3 separate regions of the Homo sapiens genome follow, and all the other regions are linked to region 1. The links are chromatin loops, found by intact Hi-C in ENCODE. Cell type or tissue: heart left ventricle. All regions are shown on one strand.

Region 1 (8,000 bases):
GGATTTCTTTTAAATTGGCAAGCTAGTCCAGGGGCAGTGCCAGCACTTTGGGAGGCCGAGTTGGGAGGATCACTTGAGCCCAGGAGTTCAAAACCAGCCTTGGCCACATAGCAAATCCCCATCTCTACAAAAAATATATAAAAAAAATAGCTTGATGTGGTGCGTGCCTGTGGTCCCATCTACTCTGGAGGCAGAGGCAGAAGGATCACTTGAGTCTGGGAGATTGAGGCTGCAGTGAGCTATGATTGTGCCACTGCACTCCAGCCTGGGCAACAGAGTGAGACCTTGTCTCAAGAAAATAAATAAATAAATAAATAATAAATTGGCAAACTAGGAGAGAAAAAGCATGGTAAGTATAGCCTGGCATTTTTGTTAAAAAAAAAAAAAAGCTTCTAAAAAATGTCTACACATACATTTACCCCATGACCCAGCAATTTAGGTATTTGCCCCAGAGCAATGAAAACATATGGCCACCAAGGCTTGAACATGAATGTTTATAGTAGCTTCATTTTTGATAACACAAAACTGAAGACAGTCTGGGTGTCCATCAATATGAGAATGGAAAAACAATTTTGACATAATTATACAATAGAACGCTACTGCATTCCATTGCAAAATAGTTTCTTTTCTACAAAAAGAAATGTGTTACTGGTACACACAACCTAGATGAATCTCAAAAAATTATGCTGAGTGATAGAAGTCTATTCCAGAGTCCACACTATATGACTCCATTTATATAAAGTTCTAGGAGAGGCAAAACTAAAAAAAATTTAAATAAAAAAGTCATTGCCTCTCAGAGATAGAGATGAGGCCTGAGCAGGAAGAGGTATTGGTATTTTCTGGGGTCATGGTCATTTTCACATCTTGAAAGGGGTTTGGTTACACGGGTGTATGCATTCTTCAAAACTTAGCAAATGTACACTTAAAATTGGTGCATTTCATGCTATGTGATTTTGCCTCAGAAGAAAAAAAATGTAAATAAATCTTGAACTGTAATTCAACTCTGATGTGTTCAGCGTATGGATGTATTTAAGTATACTTATGGCTATAATTTAATTTGAAATTCACCAAGAGAAATAAGATGGATTGATCAATGGATACAGACATGGATAGATATGTAATAAACTAAGAACAGTAAAATATTAATAGTGAAATCTTGGTGGTAGAAATTCAAGTGTTCACTGAAAATTCTTTCAGTTTGCTATGTGTGTGAAAAGTTTTCCAATAGAATGTTGGGGAAAATGTCTATTGAAATATGATATACCATTCAATTAACAACAAATAGTCATGCACGTGTCATATATAAAGCATTGTGATATGTACTAAAGATGCAAGAATGAAGAAAGACAAAGCTTTTGGCTCGGAGCTTTCACAGTTTCATAAAGGAGACCAAAGTACCAAATTGTTAGGGGAACAAACATGTCAACAATTTTCTGGAATCGTCTAATTTCAAGTACTTTACTTTTATTTGTTTTATGTGTAAAAGAAATGCATTTTATTATTATTTATGTTTCTGTTTCTATTTTTATATATTTCAGGGGTACAAGTGCAGGATTTTTAAATTTTCATTTTTTTAAAGCATAGTCTTTGTCATCTGGGCTGGAGTACAGTGGCACAGTCATGGCACACTGCAGCCTTGAATTCCTGGGCTCTAGTGATCTTCCCATGTCAGCCGCCCAAGCAGCTGAGACCGCAGGTGTACACCACCATGGCCACCTAATTTCTTAAAATTTTTGTAAAGACGAGGTCTCACTATGTTGCCCAGGCTGGTCTAGAACTCCTGGGCTCAAGCAATCCTGCTGCCTTGGCCTCCCAAAGTGATGGGATTACAGGCATGAACCACCAAGCCCGGCTGCAGATTGTTTACATGCTCGGATTGCATAACAGTTACATCTAGGCTTTTTAGTGTACCCATCACCGGAACAGTGAACGTTGTACCCAAGAGGTAATTTTTCAATCCTTACTTTCTCCTCCCTTCTCACCTTTTGGAGTCCCCAGTGTCTATTATTCCACTCTGTATGCCCACGTGTACCCACTGTTTAGCTTCCACTTATAAGTGAGAACATACGGTTTTTTTTTTTTTTTTTTTTTTGAGACAGAGTTTCACTCTTGTTGCCCAGGCTGGAGTGCAATGGTGAGATCTCGGCTCACCGCAACCTCCGCCTCCCAGGTTCAAGCGATTCTCCTGCCTCAGCCTCCCGAGTAGCTGGGATTACAGGCATGCACCACCACACCCGGCTAATTTTATATTTTTAGTAGAGATGGGGCTTCTCCATGTTGGTAAGGCTGGTCTCAAATGACTTTCTGTTTTTGAGTTATTTCACTTAGGTTAATGGCCTCCAATTCCATCCATGTTGCTGCAGAAGACATGATTTCATTCTTTTTTATGGCTGAGTATTATCCCGTGGTATATATGTACCACAGTTTTTTAATCCAGTTGATGGATTAAATTGGACACTTAAGTTGATGGACACTTAGGTTGATTCCATATTCAAGTACTTTATTTTTAAACGTAAGGAATTCTTTAAGTAAATGACTCCATGTTATTTTGATTGACTAATTTTGTAAGTGTTTTTATGTAAACAAACTCACAAGTTAGGAAAAAAATCTTTCATCAAATGCTGTCTTCTAATTTTGTTTAGGGAAATGTTTTTCTCATAACCATACCTTGCCTGTCTGTTGCCTCTGTGACCTATTGACATAATATTTAAAATTTACTTTACAGCAAGAAAAGGGCACTGAAAATGCACGGAAAAGTCAATGAAAGTCAGAAGAAAAAAAGGTTAATATTTAAGGTTGACTTTGGTTGGAGTTAACTTCAACTTTCCCCCACCCTCTTCCTGCAGAATCTCCTCCTTCCAGCTGAGGATTCTTTCTAAAACCTGGTTATAAGGTGTCTTGCTCACAATTGTCTGTGGCTCTTTACTGCATAAAGAGTCTGGTCCCACAGCCTTAGCTGCTGTTCCAAGTCCTCCACAGGGTGGCCTGTACCTGCCTCTTCACCCACACCTTCTGCTGTGCTCACCGCCTCTAATCCCTTACCCGCTAGCCACCCTCACCTGTGTGAGGTAAGCTTCTGATCTAGGTGGTCCTTCCTCCTGTTTACTTACTCTCTGGATTAGTTCATTTTTGCATTACTATAAAGAAATACCTGAGGCTGGTTATTTATTTATTTATTTATTGAGACGGAGTCTCACTCTGTCGCCCAGGCTGGAGTGCAGTGGCGCGCTTGGCTCACTGCAACCGCTGCCTCCCAGGTTCAAGCGATTCTCCTGCCTCAGCCTCCTGAGTAGCTGGGATTACAGACGCCCGCCACCACGCCCGGCTAATTTTTGTATTTTTAGTAGAGACGGGTTTCGCCATGTTGGTCAGGCTGGTCTTGAACTCCTGACCTCAGGTGATCTGACTGCCTCAGCCTCCCAAAGTGCTGGCATTACAGGTGTGAGCCACTACACCTGGCCTGAGGCTGGTAGTTTATAAAGAAAAGAGGTTTAACTGGCTCACGGTTCTGCAGGTGAACCAGAGGTGTGGTGCTGGCATCTGCTTCTGGTGAGGGCCTCAGGAAGCTTCCAATTATTGGCGGAAGGCGAAGTGGGTGTATCACATGGTGAGACCAGGATCAAGAGAGAGGGGAGAGAGGGGCTACGCTTTTAAAAAACAACCAGATCTCGCGTGAACGACCTGAGCGAGAACTGGCTCATCACCAAGGGGATGGCACGAATCCGTTCCTGCGGGATCGGTTCCCATCATCCAATACCTCCCACCAGACTCCACTTCCATCATTGGAGGTCACATTTCAACTAAGATTTGGAGGGGACCGTATCCTAACTATATTAACTTCCAATTTTCATCGAAAGCCCACCTGTCTAAGAAGAGCTCCTAGACATTCCCTTTCCCCTTCAACTTGGAGGAATTGGGAATGACAAAGAGAAATTAATCAAAAGAAGAATTAATCTCTCCAATCAGCCTTGGCATTTTCTTTCTATCTTTGATATGTTGTTTTTTACAGTGTCTTGGTTTTCAGAATAAGCTGTTTGTAACTACTTCCTCCACTATATTGTGAGCCTCTGGAGGGCAAGGTCTGGGCCTTACTCATCTTTGAGTAATTTTAAAGCCACTAAATAGGGCTCTGCACATAGTGAGAATTCAACATATGCTTAGTTGAATCTAATATTTCAGAAAAAGTCAACATCTATTCTTTAAGATAGCCCACAGCAGGCTGAGTGTGTTATTCGTAAATCCATTGGCCAGCGTCATTTCCTCCAAAGTGCAGCATTTTTGATAGAACCAAAGGCTCATGACTGACCTTCAGAAAGACATTTTGTATTTCACCATCAAAGAGTGGTATGGGTTTTATTAGACTTCCGTAATCCAGGTCTCGTTTCTCAGGCAACTCTGAAGCGTATCACACTTTATCTGAGAGGGTCACAATTAGTGAAGGAAGGAATTGGCCTTTGCAAGTTTGTGTTGCTCACGAACTTATTAAATTGCTTGATTTTTTTTTTTCTTCCTAGCTTTGATAGATTGACTTTGCCTCTTTTACTGCGTGCATAGTGCCATCTTGTGGCCATAAAGCATATAACACTCATAGTTATGCCACAGTGCTTCTGTTCCATCTTATTTCTGTAGTCCAGAGGATCTCTTAAGTGTAGAAACACATGGATTATTACTAGGTGAGCATACATATAGTTTACTGCTAAGCCAATTCAACCTGGTACATCTAGTTGGGGTATATCTAGAAGCATTTAAGATGCTTGTATTTTGTGCGTTTTCCAACTTCTTTCATTGAAGTATCCCAATCCAGTGTTTTTCTTTGAAAAAGAACCCATGTAAACTAGGGAAACAATAGATGTGGTCCTTGGAGAGGCTGGAATGAGAAACTCAAGATTACTTTAGAAGGGTCCAACTCAAGAGGGGTTGCAAAACCAAACTTCCTGCTAGAAGAAGCTGAAAGCTGTAGACGAGGGGCAGGGGAACATATAGGGTACGTCTTAATGTATAGCCTCGGGTAAAAAGAAAGAAGAATAAAACAGATCTTTAATACAGTGAGTAAAATCTCCAACAATCCAAGTAACCAGAATATAGGAACTGAAAGAGATTTTGAACCATTGCAAATAGATCGTGTCCTGCACTGAAACCTCTGTAGTTTTCCTCAGAATCCCTCAAACCCATTGAGAATCCATCAATTCAGACTTAACAATGAGAACTAACTTGGGCTTGGGATGCAGCAGATTAAATGTTGTCAGTTAAATGAATCATGTGCAGGTTTAGAAAACCAGTCTGAAAATTTTGTTTGGATTTTTGCAATTGTCCTGCTTAAATGTACCAAAAACCCTTACCCTCTGAGACAGGTAAATTCCTCCCACCACAGTTCACCATTCTTCCTATGACTGGCCCTCTGTTCATTCAGTCACCAGCTATTTCTTTTGTTGGTTGATACTGGAGTAAGTATGAGGTGACAAACATCAAAAAGGCCCATTCCTGCCTTCATTTATCTCAATACCCACTGACAGTACACAGGGGAACAATGCGGGATGCAAATCAATTCTTCAACAGCTTTATGACCCTAACTTCAGAGATCCTATCTATAGGAACAATGGAAATGCAAATGGTCAGTACCTGGTGCTACCTGACTTTTAGCAACAACGAAGTGGGCCAAAGTGCAGCCTGATTAATGTTTAATTACAAATATATTTCTGTTCAGAACTCAGCATGCAATCCTCGTCAACACTGGGGGACCGTTTCAAGTCTGGTAATAATTGAGAAGGAAGCAACCACTACTAATAGGCCTAAAGGAACAAGGAGAGAGCGTGGGTCCAGGAACTCAGAGAGGGAGTTGCTCTATAGAGAGATGCATGACAGAGGGAGGTAGAGGGAGAGATGCCCTGATCTCATTTTTCTCTTTCTCACCAATCTCTAGCCAAGGCCATCACTGGCCAAGCCCATCTAAAAGCCAGAGGCAGCAAGCAGTGCCCGTTGAAACATCCATAAAAGGTAAGCTCCTGGGTCTCAGAGCAGGGTGAAGAAGAGCAGAGAGTGAGTATGAAGAGGCAAATGGAAAATACCCGGCCCAGGGTGTATCTGGATTTTTAACAGAGACACACATTCCTCATCACATGGTTTTTCAATCTGGATAGGTGGGTTTTTGTAATCTGTGGAGCAATGTGAGTCCATTCCCATCCACTGATGGACTTGATACTGTATGTTTCATATCATGCCAATAATGCATTATAGCAAGTGGGGCAGGGGTATGATGGAAGGTGTGAGGGACAGAGACAATGCTGAAAGCTTCTTGATTAGCACGAGGGTAGAAAGAAAGTCAGAGATTGAATGGCATAGCAAGATCCACAAAGTGCAAGCTCAAGGTTCACATATATCATTTGTGAAATAGTAGAATATCTGAAGGTTGACTGTGATAAATTAAAGACGCATATTGTAATTTCCAGAACCATTGTAATCACCCAATGGGTTCTTCCTGCCACTGCACAGACAAAACCAATTCACTGAGACCATGACATTACAATAAAGAAAGAGTTTAATTGAAATGGGCTGGCCATACCACGTGGGAGATTGTTATCAAATCAATCTCCCTGAAAATTCGGAGGTGAGGGTTTTTCAAGGATAGTTTGGCCAGCAGGGGGATAGGGGAATGGATGCTGCTGATTGGTTGGGGATGCAATCATAGGGGTGTGGAAAACGGTCCTAGTGCACCAAGTCTGCTACAGGATGGGGGCCACAGGAGCAGTTGAGCCAAGAGTCGTGGGTATCCAGTCGTCAAAAATGCAAAAGTAGCAAACGACATCCCAAAAGGCCAGTCTTATTTTCTATTATAATAATGTTATCTGCCAGAGTAATTGGGGAAGTTGCAAATTTTGTCACTTCCCGAATAATGGATGGTAATTGTTTACTCCTACACCTTAGCAGACTAGAAGCCCCTTTCATCCTCCTAACCTGGTGGGCTTTCATTAGTTTTATAAAGGTGCTTTAGTTTTAGGGAAAGGTTCTTCTCATGTAAACTATAACCTAAATTTCTCCCAAAGTTAGCTTAGCCTAAGCCCAGGAAAGACCAAAGGCAGTTTGGAGGTTAAAGGCAAGATAGGGGTTGGTTAGATCAGATCTCTTTCATGTTGTAATTTTCTCATTGTTATAATTTTTGCAAAGGTGGTTTCACTCTGAAGTTCCCCCCAAATCTTTACACAATGATAGAAATGTTCTAGATTTGTGCTGTCCAATTGGTAGCCGCTTGCCACGTAGAGCATAGCCCTAGAATGTAAGTACAAATCTAAATGGGAAAAAAACTGAATTTTCCCTAGTGCAAACAAGGAAAACTTTCCCTTGCCATCTCTCATCTCTCTTTTCTTAGAGTATTTAGTTTAAAAAACTTGCAGTTGTTACTTCTTTCTCTATCTCCTTTGCCAGCTTTATAACCAGGGATGTCCTTCTGAAGGACCTGGGGCTATCTTTTTGAAATGTTAACATCAAGGAAGCTAGCCTCCCTATCTTCCCATCTCCATGGGTGCTCGCTCCAAATTATAACTAGCTACCTATCAGAGAGATCTAAGAAGTTTTATTATTTCTTTGAATAAAGGCAATTAGCAAACACAATAGCCCCCTCAATTACTAGGTGAGTTTAAGATGAGCTATGTATGACAAACGGTGCTGTCAAATCCTCTGACTTGAGGACAAGCTATAGTTTATCTTGTGAACAGGTATGTTCTAAATGGCTGCATAAAAAGCAAGAACTTTTTGTCTTTGCAATTTCTTTTTTTTCTTCTTTTGTGAGATGGAGTTTCACTCTTATTGCCAGGCTGGAGTGCAATGGCGCGATCTCAGTTCACCGCAAACTCCACCTCCCGGTTCAAGCGATTCTCCTGCCTCGGCCTCCTGAGTAGTTGGGATTACAGGCACCTGCCATCTGCCCAGCTAAGTTTTTTATTTTTAGTAGAGATGGGGTTTCTCTGGTCAGACTGGTCTCGAACTCCTGACCTCAGGTGATCCGC
Region 2 (8,000 bases), 170 kb before region 1:
GTCAGAATTTTTGATCAGCAAAAAACCAATGCATCTTAATTAAAAAAAATAAATTAGAAGCAGGGCTGCGAGGACATATTCCAAGGAAGCCAGAGCTGGAGTTGGGGCCAGCTGGGCCGGTGACATGGAGCCCCTGAACCAGCAAACGCACAAGCAGGTCCATGAGATACATTCTCACATGGGACACCTGGAGACGGCAGACAAGCAGTCTGTGCACTTAGTAGAAGGTGAAATCCAAGCAAGCACAGACCAGATATTCAGCCATCTAGAACATCGGGAGATTTTGTCCAGCAAGGAGCCCCCTAATAAAAGGCAGAATGCCAAACTTCGGGTTGACCAGTTTAAGTATGATGTTCAGCACCTGCAGACTGCTCTCAGAAACTTCCAGCACTGGTGCTATGCAAGGGAGCAGCAGGAGGGACAGCAAGAAGAGCTTCTATCTCGAACCTTCACCACTAACAATTCTCAATCACAATCCTCTGACAACTATTGGAGATTATTATCTGTTTAAATTACCGGCATTACAATATCTCGACATGGAAACAACACAAGTCCCACTAACAACAATTGAGAACATCCCCATGATGACTCTTGAATTGGAAAAACTAGCTGTCAGCTTCTCAGTCTGCACAATTAATCAAGAAATAATGTGGAGCCACTGGTACAAATAATGAGGCATCTCCCAGAAGTTTAACTTCCTATCCATCCAATCTCTTGGACAGATAATACCAGTTAATTACTTTGAATGTGGCTCTAAAAGCTGAGTTGGGGGCTGCTTTATGACTGGAGATGGTTTGACCTTCTCAGGTGGCTCTGATGGCTGAGCTGGTATCTCCTGCTGCAGTGGAGGACTGACCTCTTCAGTGGACTTCGGAGGATGACCTGAGGCTTCCTGCTGGGTTGCAGATGGTTCAACCTCCTTAGGGGGCTCTGGTGGCTCATCTGGGAACTCTGCTGGACTGGAGAAGGTTCTACCTCCTTAGGGGGGTCTGGAGTCTGAGCTGGGGGCTATAATTGGGTTGAGGAAGAGCCCACCTCTTTGGAGTGTTCTGGAGGCTGAGCTGGGGCCTGTTCCTGGCTTGTTGTAAGTTTCTTACCTGGCTCTGGAGTTACCGTAAGCTCCACGTCCACAGGTTTGATTGTGACACTGGGCAAGTGTGAGTGCTGAACTTCACTCCAACTTTTCAATGGAACATTTACCTCATGATGTATCAATAGTGGGGCTAGGATCTCTTCAAAGGCAGGTAGCTGCTGTGCTGGAGCCTTCTGCTCTGTTGAAGAGTGGACCCCCTCAAGGGACTGTGAAGGCAGAGCTGGGGCCTCCAGCTTTGGTTGAAGAAAGTTCTACCACCTCAGGGAGCTGTGGAAGCTGCGCTGCAGCTTCTTGCTGGAGTAGAGGACTGGATCTCTTCAGTGGTTTCTGGATTTTGAGTTTCAGGCTCTAGATGGAACTGAGAAAGTCCAGCTTGCTCAGGAGGCCCTGGAGGCTCATCTGAGCTCACCTGGAGTTCTGGAGGCAGGCTGCCCAGATACAGTATATCCATACTTGAATCTAAATACCCATTCTGCAGAGTTTGTTTCTGACGCTGAGGTTTTGATACAAATCGGTATGGAGTTCCAACAACAACCTTGGCAAGCCTTTGATGCTGAGCTAGATCTTTCTTCCGGTTCTTGGGCGAAACAGTAAAGTTCCTTGCTTTTGATTTCTATCTAGAGGTGGAACAAGTATTTCATATGCCTGATGATCTGCAGCCTGATCTAGATCTACAGTTAGAAACTTACTTTTGAGGCAAAGAGGCCGAGCTAGGGCCTGGTTCTGATCCCAGTCTAGCATTGCAACCACCTCTGGGAGACTTCTGTGCCGAGTCAGCTTGTCATTCAGATCCCAGTGTGCAGCAGCGAACTGCTCTGGCCCCGGGGCAGCTCTCCAGCTGAATCCGTGTCCAAGAATGGAACCAAACTCTGAGCCAAAGTCTCAGTCGATTCCTGAAGCGGAGCTGACGTCTGGGAGGAAGCAGAAGACCCCAGGTAATCAAAGCTCTCCCGGGTCTGCCCGGGGGTGGGGAGTTAGCTCATGGCGGCGATTCGCGTGGGAGATCGGAGGAGCGGGAAGACCAGGGCTAAGTTGGCCCCAGGGAGTCAGAGGTCAGCTGGAGCGGGTCCTGGACCCACTCCAGAGGCTAAGCCGCCTGGACTAGTAGCCACAATAGTTGCCATGTGAGGAGGGGCCCGTGGGGCCCAGAGACGCAGCCGGGACAAGACAAGCGCTGGCGCCGCGCACTGAGCAGGAGCCATTAGGGCAGCCCCGAGACGCTGGCGCCCCTGGCAACCGCGCGCCCCATCCCGTCCTTTATTAACTACACCTTTATTTACGCAGCCTTTATTAGGCTCGGGTCCAGATCCGCTCCGCGTCACCAGGGCAATCTTATCCCACAATCCAGCCCAAACCTCCCTTCCGCCCTGCCCGGCCGGAACACCCCTCCCCTCCCCTCTGCGAGGAAGAATTTGGGCCGCGGGGTCTGCGGTCCCAAGACTCCAGCAGCCTGGTGGGGTGGGGTGGGGTGGGGTGGGTTGGAGGTGCGGCAGAGCTTCCCAAGGAAGTTATGGGACCTTGCCTCGGGATATTCAGAAGTGCCAGTCCAGTTCTGGCAGCCTGAACTCTTCCTCCTCCAAGCTGAAATCCGAGAGATGCTTTTCCTCCTCTTGGCCATAGGGAAAGCAACTGACCTGCAAAATGTGCGCCAGTTAGGGTGGCAGGCAGAGCACACATTACGGTCATTTATTCCAAAATGTTGCCATTTTCGCCAAACCTTTGATATCCTTTGTTGCATGTTTGGTAATTAATTCACCACCCTATTAGGCAGGGGCTGCCGGGGAATAAACGAGGACTCCAAATTTTCTGTAGGAGGGGTTTTGGGGGGTGAGCAATTCAGTCTGGGAGAGAGAAGGCCTTTAATCCTAGTGAATAGCTCTTTGCACTAGCCTGGGAGGAAGCTGAACTGTCATCCTGCCTTGACTTAACACAGCCTTTACCCTAGAAGCTACAGCGCCACTCTTCAGAGGTCTACCCTGTGTGCACACAGGGAGAAGACGCTTAGGTTGTTAAAGTCAGCATGTTAAATAATTTTCTGAAATGCGACTATAACTAGAACCCAGCTGACTTCCCCCATAGCCATTCTTACCTATCTTATTACTGATTGTCTGGTACAATCACAAAGTGCGGTGGTACTGACACCTACCTTTTAGGGTTGTTTGAGGATTTCATGGGATAATGAATGTAGACTGCTTTGCAAACAGTGAGCTTTCAATAAAAGGGATCTATTATAAAACAATAATTAAAAAAGAAATTAGAAGCCAATAAGAAAAACATTAACATTGTGTGATGGTGGAAATATGTATGCTATATTGCTAAATTATATGTTTAAATTTCAAAAAATTAAATAGTTCAAAAATGTAGTTTTCATATTTCATTATTCAGCTGCAGCCTGCAGTGAAAACATGTCTTTTCTGTACATTTTGAGTATGCCAAGATTTAAAATCCAACCTCATGATTAGTATGTAATTCATTTATATGTCAGAGGCTACACTCATAAACGTGAATAATCATTCCCAACTTCCTTTTCTAGCTGATATTTTTTGACCCAAATTGAGTAATAAAGAGGTCTTGGTATTTCATTAGTGATTGAAGACCTCAAATTCTCTTTTATTGTGTGTGATTCTGCCACTAAGAACGGGATCATAGTAGCGCTGTGGTTTATTCAAGTTCTGATTCTTCCCACCGTGATAGCCACTGACTGCCAACATTACCGGAACCACTGTTGCCAGATGAAATGAAGGCAAGTAGGCAGAGGAAAACCATCCTGTGAGCACCCACTTCAGGCCTGTGCTCCTAGGCTAAGCTGAGCCTGCTGATGAGGGAGTCACAGAGACGTTCATCTCAAGCACTTCTCAAAGCCGCCTCTAGGGGGCAGAACAATCACAAACCTGAGAGCACTACTGAGGAAGACTCATTGTAATGTGAGCAGCCACCCAGGATTCTGCATCCTTTCCTTATAAATGTTATGTGGTGTGCCTTTTAATTCCACTCACAATTGATTTGTTTTCATGATATATGGTACCAAGCTCTAAAGTTACAAAAATATATTCTTATTCTCCAGAATCAATATTACCCAATATTACCAATTCCTTATGTATTCTTCCAGAGAATACGTGTGTATGTGTGTGTGTGTTGTGTATACAATACCCTTGCTCCTTCCTCCTTCTATATGAATGGTAGTATCCATATACTCAATTCTGTATCTTGGTTTCACTTAATATTATCTTGGATGAGATTCTATAAAAGAATACAGGAAGCTTTTTTTTGTTTATGGTTGCAAATTATTCTAGCTATGTGTATACCATAATTTTTAAATACTTCAGTAAAGGGCATTTAATTATTTCTTCAGTACTACAGAATCTTGTGTATGCATAATTTCACTTATGCATGAGTACATCTGAGGGTGGAATTCCTAGTGTAGAATTCCTAGTTCGAAGGGTATGTGAGTTTGCAACTTGATAGATACTGCCAAGTGTATCAATCAGGGCTCTCCAGAGAAACAGAACCCACATACACACATACACACACACACACATACACACACAGAGAGAGAGAGAGAGAGAGAAAGAAAGAGAATTGGCTTACACAATTGTGAGGGATGATAAATCTGAAATCTGTAAGGCAGGATGCCAAGTTAGAAACTCAGGCAAGAGTTATTGTTGTAGTCTTGAGTCTGAAATTTGTAGGGCAGGCTAGCAGGCTGGAACTCAGGAAAGACACCTATGTTTCAGCCTGGAGGTAAATTCCTTCTACTCTGGGAAACCTTCGTCTTTGTTCTTAAGACCTTTAACTGATTGGATAAGACCTATCGACATTATCAAGGGTAGCCTGCTTTACTTAGCGTCAACTGCTTAAAGATGTTAACCACATCTACAAAATATCTTCATGGCAATGCCTAGACTAGTGTTTAACCAGACAACTGCACACCCTTGCCTAGTCAAGTTGACACACATTATTTTTTTTGTAAGTTTTTATTTTTTACAGTTTTGATTCATGATGGTTTATAATGTATATGTTAGGCATTCTACTATGGAAATGTAACACAGATGTTTAACATGAAGTTGCTGACATCCACTTTTGTTGGTTTTTTTTTATACTTTAAGTTCTAGGGTACATGTGCACAACGTGCAGGTTTGATGCATAGGTATACATGTGCCATGTTGGCTTGCTTCACCCATCAACTCGTCATTTATATTAGGTATTTCTCCTAATGCTATCCCCCACCCAGCCCCCCACCCCCCGACAGGCCCCGGTGGACATACGCTGTTACAAAGACTTTCTGAAGGACTCTCATGCACATACGCCTGTAACAAGAACTTCTGCCAAGAACTTCCTAAAGTGCAGCTTGCTACATGAGTCACAAGGACAGCAAGCAGAATGCACAAGAACACTTGCCTGACACACTGTCTCCACGAATGAACCAGTGTCAACTCCTGTGATGATCCCCTGTAACCAACATTCTCTGTTTGAAAACAAATGATGTATACTTCTCCCTTTTGCCTTTAAACACTTCCCCCTGCCTCAGCCACTTTGGATGTGCCTACGGTCTCCAAAGCCTGCATATCCCAGATTTGCAAATCTTCTGTGCACACCCAAATAAGCTTATTATCTTTGAAGGGTCTCTTTCTGTTTGTTATTTAGCTTGACAGGCCTAACTCTGGTCATGAGGACCCTATGGCACGGGTGGTGAGCAGGGTGACACACATGCCAAGGTGAGCAGGGTGACACACGTGCCAATTCACATTATTTCATTCCATTTCAATCCACACAGTCTCATTCAGGTCAATGTTCCATCTTCAAATTTCTTTCCCCCGTTCAAGGGGCCTCTTGGGGACAGGGAATTGAGGGACCTCTACTCCACATGGGTGGGCGTCAGTCCTTTTGGGAACTCCCTGGTTCCTGCTCCAGGTCTGGTGTCCTTTGAAGCGCTACTGATTAGTTGTACCTTGTGGTGTTGGATATCACGATGGCACCCATAGCTGAAGTCCTGCCATTTGCCCACAATTTTGCAGTCCTTGACATCTCTCCAGCCCAGGCCTCAGGGAGCCTGCTGGTAATCTCAGCACCTCTTTGCCCCTTCCCAGGGAACACACCAGTGTCTGGATCCACAGCACACTCTGCTCAGAAGTGAGGGACTAGGAGCGGTATTTCAGGTTCATCCACCTGTCTTTCTTCTTATTGAAACCACCTTTGCAAAATTACAACTGAAGAAATTATGACAGTGAAAGAAATTAGACCTAAGCAACTCCATCTTGCTTCTAACCTTTAAGCTGTCCTTGTTCATTCCTGGGCATAGGCCAAACTAACTTTAAGAAGAAATTCAGTTCATGGTTTGACTTTAAAACAAAATTAATAACAGCCCTTTTCTGAAAAGACCCCCTTCTTGCCTGGGGACCAGTCTGCCTTTGCAGGACTGACAAATTAGCTACAAGTTTAGAAATTACAGTTTAGGAGTCATGCAGCCTCTGGCTCCAAGAGTCTGAACCTCCCCACATTGCTCCTGGAGATAACATCACTACTGTAAAACCAAAGATCAGTGCTTGAGATATTTTGCAGACCCTGCACTTGATGGATCAGCTGACACCACCCAGACTGGTAATCTGGCTCGACCAGTTCTGCCACATCTATCCAGGAGCAGAGGACGGCAAGAGAAACTCACTTTGATCCGCTATGATTCCATCTCCTACCTGATCAAACGGCACTCCCCACTTACCCTACCCCTACTCGCCAAATTATCTTTAAAAACTCTAATCCCAGAATGCTCAGGGAGACTAATTTCAGTAATAATAAAACTCTGGTCTCCTGCACAGCTGGCTCTGCATGAATTACTCTTTCTCTATTGAAATCCCCCTGTCTTGGTAAATTGGCTCTGTCTAGGCAGCGGGCAAGGTGAACAGATTGGGTGGTTATACCATCAGACAGGGCATGATCTTTTTCTGGAGGCTCTCAGCTCCCTTAGGTTTTACAGGGTGAAGAAAACAACTAGCCCCAAGCTTCCTTCATATTTGCCTAGATGTGTCCATTGATTTTTCCCCTCCGGGAATTTGGTCTGGAGCAGGTTGCCAGATGAGTTGCCTCTTTTTGCTCCCCCATCTCTTTTCTCCTTGCCCCCTGCTCTGGGAATGGAGTATGTCAGCTCTACCCTTCCCACATGGCAGAGGTCTCCCTTACAGCATAGCCTGAGTTCTCCCTATTCCTGGCTTAATGGTGAAGTCAGCAAGGTCTAAATCTTGATATACCGATTGGAATTTAAAGAATGCAGAAAACTATTTATCTCTCCAAAAAACTCTTACCTTGAGAGCTTGTTTGGAGGTTCTAGCAGGGGAGTGCAGCTATTTGTATACCCTTGACCAAAGACCGGTCCTCCTCTATTGGGGATGGTCATCCTCTTGGAACGAGCATGCAGCTTCAGGAGGGACGCACATGTAGGGGTGAGGGAGGAAGAGGACACCCACCTAGCCAGCCAGGTCAGCCAAATCAATCCTGGCCATTAATGGGGTGACATATGTCACAGCCAGATAACCCTCACATTCCCCAAAAAACTTTTATCTATCTTGGTAGCTTCTTGCTGAGGATTCAAAAAATGCTACTTATGCTATCAAAAACCCAACATGTCAATCTCTTTTCTAGGAAGCAGTTGGTTATGAGGGCCCATAAGGAGGTTAATGTGATGGAGTTGGTCATTCCAGGAATCAGTGCCCTTCCTGGTAGCGGCTTCTTCTCTCAGGAGTGGAGAGGAGGCAGGGGGTGGAATATCACACCCTCCCTTTTGGCTCTTCATGGCCAGTTCAGAGGTTTCTGCCTCTATAAATATTCTTTTCTGATATGGAAGTCGGGGCTGGCTCTTAGTGACTCTGCACAACTGATTCTCCAAGCACCAGCCCTCCAGATATGTGGAGAGCGT
Region 3 (8,000 bases), 260 kb before region 1:
ATGGCCCTGCAAAGGTGTCTTTTGTAGGGGAAGTTTGCATCCATAGAAAATCTTCATTATTACAGCCAGGCCTTTCTCAGATATAGGAGAGATTAACTAAGAGCCTGACACATTTTAAGGTCTGAAAAGAGACATTTATCATCTGTTCTGTCTGAAGTCGGCTGCCTGGAGGCTTCATCTACATAAAAGAACCTTGGCTTCCACAACCCTCCTTACCTTAACTATTTCTTCCTACTGACTTCAAATCTTTAGACAAAGCTTAACTCCTTCAACCAAATGCCAATCAGAAAATCTTTGAATCCACCTATAACCCGTGAGGCCCCCACTTCAAGATGTTCTGCCTTTCTGGGCTGAACCAATGTATATATAATTTATGTATTCCATGTATTGATTTATGTCTTTGCCTGTAACTTCTGTCTCCCCAAAATGTATAAAACCAAACTGTAACCCTACTGCCTCCGGCACCCTTTCTCAGGACCTCCCGAGACTATCCCTAGGGCCACAGTCACGCATATTAGCTGGAAATAAACAGCTTTAAATATTTTACAGAGTTTGCTTTTCTTTTTGTCAACAATGTTGATTAATAAACTCACTAGTGCTATTGAGACAGCTGATATTTGAAAGTCTTTTGGTAGCCACTTTAGAATATGGCCTGACCTGTGTTTTTCAAAGGCTAAATAACCACCCAGGGTTAGGTACCCTGGTTATATTTTTATTTTTCACTTTTTTCATGTCATTATTATCATCTTGTCTCTGTAATCTTATATATCTGCCTTGTACTCTTGTTATGTAAAGCGAAATGTTTCCTTAAGTGTTAGTTTTAAAATTTTTATGGGTATATCTTTGGTTACATATTTTGTCTGCTCCATAACATCATTCAGACAATTTTTCTTCTTCTTTCTTCCTTTTTTTCTTGTATTATTTTCTATACATACCTAGTCTGGTTTCTAAACTTATTTAAAAAAATATATTAAGACAGGGTCTTGTTATGTGGTAAGGCTGGTCTTCAACTCCTGGGCTCAAGTGATCCTCCCACTTTAGCCTCTCAAGTAGCTTAGGACTACAGGCATGCACCACCATGCCTGGTTAAACTCATTTTTAAAAGGAGTTTCTTGACCAACTATTTGCAAGATGGTACTGTAGTAATACTGTGTTCCAGTAATTTATCTTATGATCAAAACTTATATATACAACTAATTTTAGCCTTTGCTACTTTTCAGCCAACCAAGATTAGCAGATACAGAAATTGATGCTGAATATTTTACCTCCACCCTGCTTTATTGCAAGATTATTTTTTTCTTATAAAAATGAGTTGCCGGTAAAATTGTTCAGCCCTGTCTTCTCTGTTTTTCTCCATATTCCAGTTGAAAAAAGGGACACTCTCATCTTGGCTGTCACAACAGACACAGAAAAGGCACTTTGAAGATGATTTTCCATGATTATTAACTGAAGATTCTATGGAAGCATGGAAATAAAAGTGTGATGGGCACACTTCTGGTTTTCCTCTAACATTCCTGATACTCGTTTCAGTCTCCTTTTTTTTTTAAGATAGGGTTTTGCTCTGTTGCTGAGGCTGGAGTGCAGTGGCATGATCTTGGCTCACTGCAACCTCAACCTCCCGGGCTCAAGCAATCCTCCCACCTCAGCTTCCAGAGTAGCTGGGACTACAGGTGAAATGGCCTCATTGCCTGGGTGGCACCCAAAGTTCTTGATCTCATGGCTGAGGAAATCAAGGACATGGACAAACCAAGGGTGAGGTTAGAGCAGAAGTTTAATATGCGAAAGAAAGAGAACAGCTCTCTGCTGCAGAGAGGTGTCCCAAAAAGTGTTGCCCCTTCTACAGTTGAATTATAAGAAACTGTTGAGGGCTGGGCATCTCATTTGCATAAAGCATGAATGTCTGGTAGCTCCACCCCAACCTTTTATTATGTAGGCGGGTCCTTGGCCTGAGCTACTCCATGTTGCTTATCTCTTTCCTACTGTGCATGTGCTTAAAAAAAGGGGAAGGTGAAGCCCCCGTGGTTGACGTGCCTGGCACCAGGTAACCCTTCCTATCGGTGCAGCTGCAGGCATATTCCATGCAAACTTCCAGCTTCCTTATCTGAGTATGTCCAAAACAGGAAAGGAATGTGCTTACTGGGACCCACCGTATGTAAGTGAAGCTTACTGATTACCCAGGAAGCTCCCCTTCTTTGCCGGAGCTGCTTCCTTATCTTTGTTTGCAGCCTGATCTTCCAGGCTGCTCTTTGTTAGAAGAGAAGTGATTTCTTGCGCTGCTTTTTGTTAGAAGGGAAGTTCTGCCAAGGACTCTTTGCCCTAACCATCTGCCTAACTAGTTTCTTTTTATCTCCTCTCTCACAGGCATGTGCCACCACGTCAGCTAAGTTTTGCATTTTTGGTGGAGATGGGGTTTCACCATTTGGGCCAGGCATGGGCCTACATGGGATTACAGGCATGAGCCATCGTGCCCTACCTCAGTCTCCTTTGTAAACTCACTTTGCTTTACTCAACCCTCAACAGTTAGGCCTAATTATTTGTTAAAAGGTGAACTAGCTGCTTTTGGCACGGTATGAAATTTCTATTAAAAGGAGGGCTAGTTTCTACTCCTACTCTTTTTTAATTTCCATATTTTGTGGAATCCTGCATTAATAATCACGGAAAATCATTTTAGAAGTGCATTTTCTTCTGAATATTCGAGGTGCATAATTAAGCATTTAAAAATTGACCATGCTCAAAAACTAAATGAATGAATAAAGAAGACAACAGGCCAGGCATGGTGGCTCATGCCTGTAATCCCAGTGCTTTGGGAGGCCGAGGCAGGCGGATCACCTAAGTTCAGGAGTTTGAGACCAGCCTGGCCAACATGGTGAAACCCCGTCTCTACAAAAAATACAAAAATTAGCTGGGCCTGGTGGCATGTGCCTGTAATCCCAGCTACCCAGGAGACTGAGGCAGCAGAATCACTGGAACCCGGGAGGCAGAGGCTGCAGTGAGCTGAGATCACGCCACTGCATTCCAGCCTGGGCAACAGGGCAAGACTGTCTCAAAAAAAAAAAAAAAAAAAAAAAGCAGAAGATAACAAAGAAAGAGCAGTGTAACAGAAAAAAAAAATTCCAGAATAACAAGATTAAATGAATTTTTTTTCCCCCTTTTTTTTGTTTCAAGCAGAGTTTCACTCTCGTTGCCTAGGCTGGAGTGCAGTGGTACAATCTGGGCTCACTGCAACTTCTGCCTCCAGGGTTCAAGTGATTCTCCTGCCTCAGCCTCCCAAGTAGCTGGGATTACAAGTGTGCGCCATCACGCCAGGTTAATTTTTGTGTTTTTAGTAGAGACAGGGTTTCACCATGTTGGCCAGGCTGGTCTCGAACTCCTGGCCTCAGGTGATCCACCTGCCTCAGCCTCCCAAAGTGCTGGGATTACAGGCGCAAGCCACTGCGCCCGGCTGAAAATGGATTTTTAAAATATTGTTATTTAATAACCAGCTGAAAATGGATTTTTAAAATATTGTTATTTAATAAATGAAAGCTAAGCATAGTGCTATTCTTTAGAAAGCAATTCTTCTACTGTGAAAAACAGAATTGTTGACTCCAAGAAAACACAATATTATAAAGTAATATTTCCCAAAATACGTTTCATTGAATACGATATTAATAGGTCTTAGGTGAAAAAAAGAATTCCCAGAGTAAACTAAGTAAATAAATATAGAATTAAAATTAAAGAGGTTTCTTTACTGCTTAATATGTTAATGGAGGATTTCCCAAACATATTCAACTAGGGAATAGCCTTTCCTAGCCAAAGCATCTTTCAGAACTAGTGATATGTCCCATGATTAGAGGTTAGTGAACTTTTTTTGTAAAATGACAGATAATACATATTTTAGGCCTTGCAGGTCATAGAGTCTTTGTTGCAACTACTCAGCTCTTTTGTTTCAGCACAAAAACCACCAGACACAAATAAATGGGTACGGCTATTTTTCTAAATAAACACCTGTTTTGTAAATAGAGTTTTATTAGCATTAACACTGAGTAACATTGTCAGTGTATCTTGGGAACATGGACAAGACCAAAAAATAGAGGAAGAGAAAGGAGAGAGGAGAGAGTATAGTGACAGAGCATTCCTTTTTATGGAAAGTTTCACTAAAACCTACCAAGTGATAACTGAAACCAACTATATCCACTAGAGGGCACTAGGAGTGCAAGTTTGCATCAATGTTGTCCATACCCTTTGCCTTTAAAATGTTGAAATTAGCATTATATGAGGTAACACATAGCAGAGTTTGGAGGAGTTCACAAAGAAAAAATGTGGCCCGAGGAGGTGGCCAGATGACTGAAACTTATATACCATTTTAGGCTAAACAAAAGAAAGGGGGATTTGGGCTGGAGTTAGGGGCAAGTTCTGGGAAGGAGAGTGAAGGAAATGCATGGTAACTAAAAGTTGTTTTGTCATGCTGAGAAGAGCCTCTCAGGTGGTGTATTAGTTTGTTCTCACGCTGCTAATAAAGACATACCTGAGACTGGGTAATTAATAAAGGAAAAAGGTCTAATTGACTCACAGTTCAGCGTGGCTGGGGAGGCCTCAGGAAACTCACAATCATGGTGGTAGGGGAAGCAAACACGTCGTTCTTCACATGGCGGCAGCAGGAGAAGTGCTGAGCAAACGGGGGCAAAGCCCCTTATACAACCATCAGGTCTCCCGTGAACTCACTCACTCTCACGAGAACAGCATGAGAGGAACCACCCCCATGATTAGATTGCCTCCCACCTCGTCCGTTCCATGACACACAGGGATTATGGGAACTACAATTCAAGATGAGATTTGTGTGGGGACACAGCCAAACCATATCAGGTGGTAAGAGTTGTCTCCAGGAGCCTCTCTTCTTGGTATGGAGACATCTTTACAATGGAAATTTCCTTTGTAAATATAAATATCCTTTATAAAAGGAAAATTTTATACTTTCCTTTTAGATAGGGGGAAGTAAAAAGCTTTTCCTGCATCTCCTGGTTCTCAGTTGCCTATAACTCAAAATAATTCTTGTCAAAGTGGTATATTTTTTGTGGGGCATATTCTGGTACCTTTAAATTTCAAAATCGATATCAAGATTGATGTATCAAGTTTATAGAAAGTATTTGAATATTTTAAGAATTTAAAGGTAGGTTGTAATATTTTCTAAACAATAATACGTTTTTGGATGTATGAGTTTACTTGCGAATAACAGGCTATAATATAGTTTGGCTGTGTCCCCACCTAAAATCTTATCTTGAATTGTAATCCCCATAATCCCCATGTGTCAAGGGAGAGACCAGGTGGAGGTAATTGAATCACAGGGGCAGTTTCCCCCATGCTGTTCTTGTGATAGTGAGTGAGTTCCCATAAGATCTGATGGTTTTATAAGTGTTCGGTAGTTCCTCCTGCGTTCATTCTCCCTCCTGTTGCCTTGTGAAGAAGGTGCCTTGCTTCCCCTTCACCTTCCACCACGACTGTAAGTTTCCTGAGGCCTCACCAGTCGTGCAGAACTGTGAGTCAATTAAACCTCTTTCCTTTATAATTTACCCAGTCTCGGGGATTTCTTTACAGCAGTGTGAAAACAGACTAATACAGGCTGTCATCTCTGCAAACAAGATTGCCTTGGAACAGCTAGTATTGAAAGGTTCCTAAATCACACTACCCAGCTTTCAATCCATGGCTTTCCTCCTTACCAAATATAAGACTTTGGGGCAGTAACTTAACCAGCCATCTGAGTTTTTTCATCTGTATAGTGTAGCAACAATAATTCCTATTTCAATGGGTCGTTTTGACGATCGGCTGACCTAATTCCATACATTTCTTAGCTCAGTGACTGACAGTAATAAGTTCTCAAAAAATGTATCATTTTAAAACATGATTTACTTAAATTCCATTTGAACTTCGTAAGTCCCTCTGTAAGTCCCTCTAATAGATGTGATTTCAAATGGCTGTATGAAACCTAAATAATTCAAACTTAATTATAATTTTTAGAAGCCTAAAAATTATGTTGAGCCTTAAAGGAAATGTGACTGTGTGGTCTGAGCACATGCATGTGGCTGCAATTTCTGCTTCTCAGGTTATAGATTCATTCTTTCTCGTTGTTCTTGTTCTGCAAATCAATTAGGAAAGACTAAATGGTGCCAGACATAAGACCTCCCCCTCCTGATGATGGCTAGCCTTTCCTCCTTTATTATCTTGCATCTAACTCAGATCAGATGGTGCGGAAGACTCCATGATTGTTATATCCTCAATGTGGAATGTTAAATATACCTTTCCCAAAAAGAACACCACCTCAATTAATCAGATTACTGTAACTGTGTGCTAGCCTTGTGTGGAAAATGTTGAAACATTGTTAAGCTTCCCAAACCTTATTTATATAAATGACCCCCAAAACTTCTCCACTTTGGAGCACTGGCTTCCATTCTTTGGAATCTGTGTTCCTGGATGCCTATCCTTAAAATTTGTGCTTGACTAAATGCTATATTTAACCATATTTCTTGAATCTCTTTAAGGTCGACACTCTATAGCAACCACCGCACTATTTTAAGTTACCAATTCTGTTCAAGATTCTAGGCTTTATTTTGATTGTAAACTTGGGGCTTGGCACATCAACTGTGAGATTTGTTTCTTTCATATCATTCCTTAATACTTAGAACAATGCAGGACACATACTAGAAATTCTTGTTGAATTGAATAGAAGAAATGAACTGATGAATGAGATATTGGGTACCATAACTCTTTTGACCAATGCCCTCTGATCACTTTAAATCTCAAGAAGAGCCTCAATTTCAATAATTAAAATTTCCAAGAACTTTAATAACCAGCATTCTGAATTTCATAAAGTTAACATTGGCTTCTCTCCTGGGAAGCTTTCAGTTTGGGAGGAAGATGGCCAACTTCTCCATTTTTCTACTGTGTGCTTCTCCTTCCTGTGTTAATATACTTGGCTGACTCTGAATCTTCCAGAATTTGGTAAAAGTACCTAAGTAGGAGTAGCAAGGGTGTAGGAACGCCTTACCTCACCGGTACTGTGATAACCTGGCATTGATGGTCTCTGGGCACCAGGGAATGTTTTGTGGGTTCTTGAGAGATCTCCCATTACTGGGAATCTTCCACAAGGTGGAAGCCATGTGTCGATGATAGAGCAACAATTTAGTAGAAGCCCATCGTCCCGATGATTGTGGAGTCTACATAGTTGCCTGGGACTGTCTATCTGGACTTTTGTGCAAAAGAAGTAAAGTTTAATTTTATTAAACCTATTGATTTTTTTTGCTGAACATACCCTAACTAATAAAACTATGTTGCCATTGCCAGTAAGGTGTGTTGTCCCCTCTGAGTGTTTAAGATCCTAGCAGGAAGCCATGTTGTTCATCATGTTATACCTATGGATTTTGTGCAGTGCCTGGGCATAGACTATATGTTCAAAAATATTTGTTTGATGAATAGATCAACCTGATATTTTTATAGGGGCAGGCTGGTTTGATGTGCCACATTTTATTATTGAAACCCAATTTTTAATACAGCAGTTAATTTGGCTGAGTTTAGTATTGTTATTGTTGACCACTTATCCCCTCAATTCTCGTCTCTCGGAGTCATTTTTTTTTTTAATACTTTAAGTTCTGGGTACATGTGCAGAACGTGCAGGTTTGTTACATAGGTATACATGTGCCATGGTGGTTTGCTGCACCCATCAACTCCTCATCTACATTAGGTATTTCTCCTAATGCTATCCCTTCCCTTGCCCCCAACCTTGCCCTGGGGGAACGCCCCAGTGTGTGACGTTCCCCTCCCTGTGTCCGTGTGTTCTCATTGTTCAACTCCCACTTATGAGTGAGAACATGCAGTGTTTGGTTTTCTGTTCCTGTGTTAGTTTGCTGAGAATGATGGTTTCCAGCTTCATCTGTATCCCTGCAAAGGACATGAACTCATTCTTTTTTATGGCTGTATAGTATTCCATGGTGTATATGTGCCACATTTTCTTTATCCAGTCTATCGTT

The links. A loop is a pair of places that touch in the nucleus more often than their neighbours do. Peaks named below come from ENCODE experiments on the same cell type or tissue, not always from the same donor. Only the 100,000 strongest peaks of a DNase experiment are listed, where the experiment ranks them.
Region 2: a loop joins it to region 1, with 12 times the contacts of the local background. A loop is called at or near these places in 95 of 110 quality-filtered maps.
Region 3: a loop joins it to region 1, with 7 times the contacts of the local background. A loop is called at or near these places in 87 of 110 quality-filtered maps.

What each region holds. Positions count from the first base shown.
Region 1 is chr18:31,552,636-31,560,635 of GRCh38, reverse strand. DSG2-AS1 (DSG2 antisense RNA 1) reads left to right here and starts at 3,725. Exons shown (of 6, transcript NR_045216.1): 1 at 3,725-4,673; 2 at 5,921-5,994. In heart left ventricle, CTCF peaks have their summits at 4,361 and 4,562 (motif pointing left); no DNase peak of the experiment used is centred here.
Region 2 is chr18:31,718,522-31,726,521 of GRCh38, reverse strand. It overlaps a transcript of B4GALT6 not described here, the pseudogene RN7SKP44, the pseudogene LRRC37A7P and the pseudogene LOC390846. Among named protein-coding and RNA genes, the nearest start is that of B4GALT6, 38 kb to the right of the region's middle. RefSeq lists enhancers at 1,605-2,104, 2,071-2,170, 1,400-2,599. In heart left ventricle, a CTCF peak has its summit at 3,969 (motif pointing right); DNase peaks (open chromatin) are centred at 1,901, 2,281 and 3,939; H3K4me3 peaks cover 1,491 bases; H3K27ac peaks cover 564 bases.
Region 3 is chr18:31,815,997-31,823,996 of GRCh38, reverse strand. No RefSeq gene overlaps it. Among named protein-coding and RNA genes, the nearest start is that of SLC25A52, 59 kb to the right of the region's middle. RefSeq lists an enhancer at 4,085-4,585. In heart left ventricle, a CTCF peak has its summit at 4,175 (motif pointing right); no DNase peak of the experiment used is centred here.